2 separate regions of the Homo sapiens genome follow, and region 2 is linked to region 1. Evidence: read pairs that join two places in POLR2A ChIA-PET (ENCODE). Cell type or tissue: MCF 10A. All regions are shown on one strand.

Evidence for each region. Peaks named below come from ENCODE experiments on the same cell type or tissue, not always from the same donor. Only the 100,000 strongest peaks of a DNase experiment are listed, where the experiment ranks them.
Region 2: POLR2A ChIA-PET joins it to region 1 with 12 read pairs; 35 of 35 experiments call an interaction of 5 or more read pairs at or near these places.

What each region holds. Positions count from the first base shown.
Region 1 is chr1:155,932,441-155,936,440 of GRCh38, reverse strand. KHDC4 (KH domain containing 4, pre-mRNA splicing factor) reads left to right here and starts at 2,028. Exons shown (of 14, transcript NM_014949.4): 1 at 2,028-2,105; 2 at 2,592-2,808. The coding sequence starts at 2,068. LOC107985207 (a long non-coding RNA gene) reads right to left here and starts at 1,973. Exons shown (of 2, transcript XR_001738244.2): 1 at 1,892-1,973; 2 at 186-1,193. RefSeq lists enhancers at 1,792-1,951, 2,052-2,361, 1,901-2,467, 1,323-2,522. In MCF 10A, no CTCF peak of the experiment used is centred here; a DNase peak (open chromatin) is centred at 1,940.
Region 2 is chr1:155,987,645-155,991,644 of GRCh38, reverse strand. It overlaps ARHGEF2-AS1 (ARHGEF2 antisense RNA 1), which reads right to left and starts at 271. Exons shown (of 2, transcript XR_001738248.2): 1 at 135-271. RefSeq lists enhancers at 1,356-1,425, 2,296-2,375. In MCF 10A, a CTCF peak has its summit at 2,081 (motif pointing right); a DNase peak (open chromatin) is centred at 2,114.

The DNA of each region.
Region 1 (4,000 bases):
GATGTCCATATGACCTAGCAATTCTGCTTCTACATGTAAACCCTAAAGAATTAAAAACAGATACTTAAATACTTGTGAATGTTCACAGCAGCACTACTTACAATACCCAAGAGGTGGAAACAACTCAAATGTTAATCAATGGATGAATGGATAAATTGTGGTCTATACATCCAATGGAAAAGAAATTCAGTGATAAAAAAGAATGAAGTTTATTCAGTGATAAAAAAATGAAGTTCTGACATATGCTACAACATGAATAAACTTTGAAAACACTGTAAGTGAAAGAAGCCAGATACAAAAGGTCACACATTGTATAATTCCATTTATATAAAATGTGTAAAATAGGTAAATCCAGAGAAACAGTAGATTAGTGGTAGCCCATGTCTTGCGGGGCAAGAGAAATGTGAAGTGACTGTTAACAGGTGAGGGGTTTCTTTTTGGGGTGATGAAAATAATCTGGAATTAGATAATGATGATTGTGGCACAATCTTGTGGACACACTAAAAAACACTGAATTGTGCACTTAAATTTACTCTTTAAAAAGGGTAAATTTATGGCATAGGAGTTACATCACAAATTTTTTAAAATGACAAATATAATAAATAATGTAATTTCAATCAGAATCCCAACAGCATTGTGTTTTGGGGAGAAGAGGAAAAGGGGCACTTTGGGGAGGCCGAGGTGGTAGGATCGGTTGAGCCCAGGAGTTTGAGACCAGCCTAGGCAAAATAGTAAGACACCCCCCACCCCCGCACCCCCTACCACCCCGGTCTCTTAAAAAAAAAAAAAAAAAGCCAGGTGTGGTGGCCCGTGCTTGTAGTCCCAGCTACTTCAGAGGCTGAGGTGGGAGGATCAGGAGACTCATTGAAGCTCCAAGACATCCTAAAGGTTAGAAACCTTTAGCCTCGGCAGGGCGCGGTGGCTCACGCCTGTAATCCTACCACTTCGGGAGGCCGAGGCGGGTGGATCACCTGAGGTCAGGAGTTTGAGACCAGGCTGGCCAACATGGCTAAACTGTGTCTCTACTAAAAATACAAAACAACAACAACAAAAAATTAGCTGGGCGTGGTGGCGGGCACCTGTGATCCCAGCTACTTGGGAGGCTAAGGCAGGAGAATCGTTTGAACCCGGGAGGCGGAGAGTGGTTAGCCGAGATCGCGTCATTGCACTTCAGCCTGGGTGACGGAGCGAAACTGTCTCAAAAAAAAAAAAAAAAAAAAAAAAGAAACCTTTAGCCTACAGAATCAACTCAAACTCCTCAGCATAGCATTCAAGGCCTTTCATCTTCTGGCCTCCCACTCCAGCCAGCTCAACCGTTAAGTACACAGATGCCAGAACAGGGTGCTCCATAACCTATGCTTGATCGCCTCTCCAGTACTCAACCGGCTTTTTAGCGTCCCATTCTTAAACGCTCCAGCAAGATGAGCAGCTTATCTTCTTCGACCTTTGCTTAATATACAACTCTATCATACATATTTGCCTGCGTACCTGCCTTGCCACATTGAGAGTACCAGAATGGCAGGGCCTGCGGCTTATTCATCTTTTTATTTTTATATTCCCTGCTTGGTGCACAGAAATGAAGCAAACAAACAGAGAAATTCTCCAAATGATCTTTGCAACGAATCCTTTTCCTTTTCCTAAGTAACAGAAACGTGAAACGGGCAAAAGCCGCGGGAAGGCTGTCTCCCCAGACAGAAACTAGGACTCAACACAAACGTAGCGGAATTTGAGGAGAAACCTGTTTAATCTCCTGACTCATGCATATTGTCTTCTAGTCTAACAACATGCCCACGATAAAGATGGATTCAGCTAGCCCCGATTCCGCATTTATAGTAGGCACAGCAGCCATCTTTCTTAAGGTTAAGGCGCAACCCGGAAGATCACACCCTACCTGCCTCAGAAACGCCAGATGCCTTTAAATCATCGAGAGTCCAATCGGAATCGACATTTTCACCGGAACCGCTCGGCCCCACGACCGGAAGAGGCTGTGCGTAAGAACGTTGGGGGCGGAAGTGACGAGAGGTGGTAGTCGGATAGTTGGCGGGTGGTTGAGTAGAAGCGGTCGCCATGTCCGCGGGGAGCGCGACACATCCTGGAGCTGGCGGGTACGGCTTCAGGGGCGAGGGCATCGGAGCGAGCACTGGGGCGCAGGAGAGGCGGAGGGACCCTGAGAAGCTGCGTATAGGGTGGAAGGGTCCTTAAGTGGGAAGTAAAGGGCTGGACGTTTGGGGAGAAGGATCTTGAGCAGGCCTGGGGCCCTTAAAGGGCCGGCGGGGATCCGAGGGAGGAGGCAAACGGGGACTTTTGGAAGGGCGAGCCAAGGGGAAGGCGTAAACTAGAGCGTGTAGGATAGAGTGGAGTCTTTCGATATAGGTGACAGTAGAAACGAAAGATTTTGGGGAAGGGTTGAAAGTGGGGGTTTGTTAAATAAGCAATAATTGTTTAAGGAGAGGGGAGTTTTAGATTTGGAAGGTGATTCGGAGGTGTAAATGGAATATAATAGAGGGAAAATGGGGTGCTAAGGCGTAGTAAGGAAAGAATAACATACACGAAAGCTTTGGGGCCTAATGTTTTCCTTTTTCTCCATGTAGGCGCCGCAGCAAATGGGACCAACCAGCTCCAGCCCCACTTCTCTTCCTCCCGCCAGCGGCCCCAGGTGGGGAGGTCACCAGCAGTGGGGGAAGTCCTGGGGGCACCACAGCTGCTCCTTCAGGAGCCTTGGATGCTGCTGCTGCTGTGGCTGCCAAGATTAATGCCATGCTCATGGCAAAAGGGAAGCTGAAACCAACTCAGAATGCTTCTGAGAAGGTATTTGAAGTTGAAGGGTCTCCACTAATTGCGAATTTAATAGTTGTTTTGCCGGGCGCGGTGGCTTACGCCTGTAATCCCAGCACTTTGGGAGGCCGAGGCGGGTGGATCACAAGGTCAGGAGTTTGAGACCAGCCTGACCAACATGGTGAAACCCCGTCTCTACTGAAAATACAAAAATTAGTCGGGCATGGTGGCACGCGCCTGTAATCAGCTACTCAGGAGGCTGAGGCAGAACTGCTTGAACCCGGGAGGCGGAGGTTGCAGTGAGCCGAGATTGTGCCAGTGCACTCTAGCCTGGGCGACCCAATGAGACTCCGTCTCAAAAAAAAAAAAAAAAAGTTGTTTGTAATCCTGTAATCGCATAATAATTTGTGTTAGTAAAGGATAAATGGATATAGTAGTTGAGAGATCATTTAGTTTTGGAATGTTCCAGAACACATTTTGTTACAAATACATATTTACGAGGCGTTTTTGATTGGGCTGATTACATTTATGGACCAAATACCTTGTCTTGTCCTTGTTCACTTAGTTCAGCTTAAGCTGTATTTCCATAGTCATTTAAAGCAACATAACATGTTTTTAATATATGTGCTTTTTCCCTGAAGTCAGAGGAGTTCAGGTAAATCAAGTGAGCCCCATAGTGTCATCTCTAATTAGAACCTGTAGGGTTTTATTTATTTATTTATTTATTTTGATAGAGTCTCACTCTGTCACCAGCCTGAAGTGCAGTAGTGGGGTGATCTCGGCTCACTACAACCTCTGTCTCCTGGGTTCAAGTGATTCTGATTCTGCTGCCTCAGCCTCCCGAGTAGCTGGGATTACAGGTGCATGCCACCATGCCCGGCTAATTTTTTTTTGTGTTTTTAGTAGACAGGGTTTCACCATGTTGACCAAGCTCATCTCTGCCTCCCAAAGTGCTGGGATTACAAGTATGAGCCACCAGGCGCAGCCTATTGTTTGCAAAGATTGTGTGAGTCAGTCATCCATTTATAAGGTTTATGAGGAAAAATTAAAAGCATCTTGACAAAGATGTAGTGCTCCTTGTATATTAAGATTTTTAATACTGATGTTAATCGTTTAAGCTCTTTTTTTTTCTTAAAATAATAATCTTTAGGTAGTTGACCTCAGCAGGATACATAAACACTGGATTTAGAATCATAAAACCTAAAAACCCAGAATCCACAGTTTG
Region 2 (4,000 bases), 55 kb before region 1:
CGTGCCCTCACTCCTTTAACAGCCTAAAGCCTTTTGTTGAAACTTCTCTTGTGGCATTTGGCATATGTGAGCCAGTTATGGAGTCATCTGTGATTTGTTCTTTTGCTTGTTCACACACACACACACACACTCACCCACTCACTAGACTCTGATTCCTTGAGGATAGGAACAATATCTATTTCTCTTTGCTTGGCTTTCTGCTATATAAGTCCTCAGTAAATGGAATAAGAAGGAGACAATGAGGATCTCTTTATGTACTAGAAAGGACACTGAACTGGGATCCAGAAAACCTAAGTTCTAGCCTTGAGTCTGCAGCTAATTCACAATGTGACCCTGAGGTCACAATGTGTCACAATGTGACCCTGAGGTCACAATGTGTCACAATGTGACACATTATCCAGTTATGTGTCTCAGTAAAGTGAGTGGTGGCTAGGCACTCCTAAGTCCAGCTGACTGTGACACACTTCTAGTCCCAAGGTTTCAGAGTTCTAGAACCCTGCTCACTCTTATTTCCTGCTGACGCAGACTGGTCTGTGTGTGTCTCCCACGAACAGAGCCGTCCCAGACGTGTTCTGAGCAGGTGGAGACAAGGTGCCCGTGAGGCCACACTGGCCTCTGCCTTTCTGCAGTTGAATCCAGAGAACAACTGGAGGAAGAAGAGATGGGGAAATAAAGGAGGGGAATGGCTCGCATGCTGTACCCCTCCAAAGGTCAGGGGCTTTCCGGGCCCACGGCCGAAAACAAAGACGTCTTCAGAAGACATAGTTGGGGGCCTGGCAGGGAGCTCGAGGGCCCACTGAATACGTAAGCCCCCAGGGGACCTCCTGTACCTCCTTCCTTCCAGGCCTAGACCTTGGAGAAAATGGGAAAGTGGGAAGGAACTAGATAACTCTCTAGTCATCTCCCTCAAGAGACAACCATCCGAAGAACAACAAGAATCAAGGAGACCTGGGCCCTCAGTCCTTTCCCTGGAGAACCAGAGCTCAATCCCATTTGTGGGCCTTTGGGGGAGGATGGATGCTGCCTTCCAAAATATGCCTCTCCACAGTGGCTCTTACCTCCTTCTCTCAGGGAAGACTGAGGGTGGGAGTGGGAGGGAGGTGTGGAGTCAGGGGGAGTATCAGGACACTGGATCTTCTTGCTTCTGCCTCCCACGGTGGGTTTCATAGAACCACATAATGGTGTAATAGAACCACAAAGGAACTCAGAGAGCATATGGCACAATCTCCTCATTTTACAGATAAGGAAACTGAGGCCCAAAGAACTTTCAGAGATTTCTTGAGAGAGGTGGTCTCACGGTTGGGACATTTGGCCTGCCCCATTGCCAGGCCTTTGCCGGGCTTTTGGTTGCAGGCTGAGGACAACCCAGGATGTCTTGGATTAACTCATGGTCCCGCATTGCCACATGAGATCAGTTGTTCTTGCTCAGACTTCTGCATAGGCTTGGTGGACTGGAGCAGAGAGATCATCTCTTCCCCCTCCCTTGGAAAACCCCTGACCACTTCCCCAAAGTCAGAGGAAGTCAGAAAGAGAAGGTCCGGGGGTCAGCATGAAGAGTTCAGTGTGAGTGAACATTGTAGGGGCTGCTGGCCATGGAAGGGCACTGTCTCTCTGCTTTGACAATGGTCCCCTTGAACAAGTTCCTTTAGCTCTGGTGAGTGAACCAACCTTCCCTAGCTCCCGGGCAGGGCTGGCTGGTTTCAGTGAGGGGAGAGGACCCTGGGCCTTGTCCCTGAACTGGCTTGGGTGGGAACTCAGATGAGAAGCAATGCCTGCAGGGCTCATGGCACCTTCCTAAGGGTAGCTGGCTGAAAGCAGAGATGCCCAAATGCCTGGGCCCCCCTTATGTGGCACCAACTGTATCTCAGGGTCTTTCAAGTGTCACCCACCTTTCACAGTCAGGCATTAATTCTGCCCCTTGGTTAGAGAGGGAAGGGAGTCCTGAGTGCACTATTTGGCTGAGCAGGGGCAAAGGTTGGCATCAGCAACCAGGCAAGGAGGGAGAATTCAGCTTGCTCTTGCTGTTCGCCTTCCCCTGAACCCTGGCTTTCTTCTGGAGGCAGTACTGCCCTTTGACCAGCAGGGGCCACTCTTGCCCACAGCCAACTCTGCAGCCCTGGCAAAGCAGAGCCCCAAAGTAGGACCAGTTTGGGTCTGGGCTGTGCTTATGCCAACAGGAAGGGCTGGGCTGGGGGCAAGCAACAGGGCTGGGCTGAGGCGAGGCAGTGTTCCTCCCTGGTGCCCGTCACTGGCCACTGGATACAGACGGTAGTGGTGGCGATGTGTGTTTCAGGAGGAGACTGCAAGCATCGGGATGCCCAGGCCCCAAGGAGGCCCTCTTCCTGCAGATCCGAGAAGGACTGGACACCTTTCTGGGACTGCAGCACCAGGGTGGCTACGCCTCCCGGCTGGTACGGACAGACAGATCCCCATGAAGGCCCCTGCCTTGCTCCTCCTCTCCTGCCCCTCGCCTGTCTAGCCACCATTCTATCCTACGTCTCCTCTGTTCTGCCAGCTGCTGGGTCTCTCTGTGCCCGGGCATTGCTCTGGCTCCATCTGAGCGAATGGGAATCTATCGTCTATGCACCTCTGTCTGCTCCCCTGGGTCTGTGTGCTCTGTCCCTGACTCCGGGTACCCTGCCTCTGTCTCTTTCTCCAAGACTCTGTTTCTTCCTTTCTGTGTCGGTGCCTCTGTGTTGATGAGGGTGTATGTGTTCCTCTCTCAGTAAAAGGGCCCTGTTCCCCTAGTAATTATAACCACTTCTTTCTGTGGACCCCACATTTCCCCAATTTGGAGCTGAACTTATTTATTTATTTATTTACTTATGTATTTTGAGACAGGGTCTCCCTCTGTTGCCCAGGCTGGAGTGCAGTGGCGCGATCTTGGCTCACTGCAACCTCTGCCTCCTGGGATCAAGTTATTTTCCTGCCTCAGCCTCCCAAGCAGCTTGGATTACAGGCGCCTGCCACCACACTATTGGGGAACCTGCCCCGATAGTCATGTGGGTTCTTTTCTATTTTCCCTAAGCGTTGGCCAGTTTGATAAATAAAGGGACAGAGTACAAAAGAGAGAAATTTTAAAGCTGGGCATCCGGGGGAGACATCACATGTCGGTAGGTTCCGTGATGCCCCACAAGCCGCAAAACCGGTAAGGTTTTATTAGGGACTTTCAAAAGGGGACGGAGTGTACGAATAGGGTGTGGGTCACAAAGATCACGTACTTCACAAGGTAATAGAATATCACAAGGCAAATGGAGGCAGGGCGAGATCACAGGACCAGAGGACCAGGGCGAAATTAAAATTGCTAATGAAGTTTCGGGCACCATTGTTATTGGTAACATCTTATCAGGAGACAGGGTTTTGAGAGCAACCGGTCTGACCAAAATTTATTAGGCGGGAATTTTCTCTTCCTAATAAGCCTGGGAGCACTATGGGAGACTAGGGTTTATTTCATCCCTACAGTCTGGACCATAGAAGACGGCCACACCCAAGGGGGCCATTTATAGACCCACCCTCAGGGGTGCATTCTCTTTCTCAGGGATGTTCCTTGCTGAGAAAAAGAATTCAGCGATATTTCTCCCATTTGCTTTTGAAAGAAGAGAAATATGGCTCTGTTCCACCCGGCTCACCGGTGGTCAGAGTTTAAGGTTATCTCTCTTATTCCCTGAACAATTGCTGTTATCCTGTTCTTTTTTCAAGGTGCCCACATTTCATATTGTTCAAACACACATGCTGTACAATTTGTGCAGTTAACGCAATTATCACAGAGTCCTGAGGCGACATACATCCTCCTCAGCTGACAGGATTAAGAAAGTAAAGTAAAGACAGGCATAGGAAATCACAAGGGTATTGATTGGGGAAGTGGTAAGTGTCCATGAAATCTTCACAATTTTATGTTCCAAGATTGCAGTAAAGACAGGTATAGGAAATTATAAAAGTATTAATTTGGGGAACTAATAAATGTCCATGAAGTCTTCACAATCCACGTTCTGCCATGGCT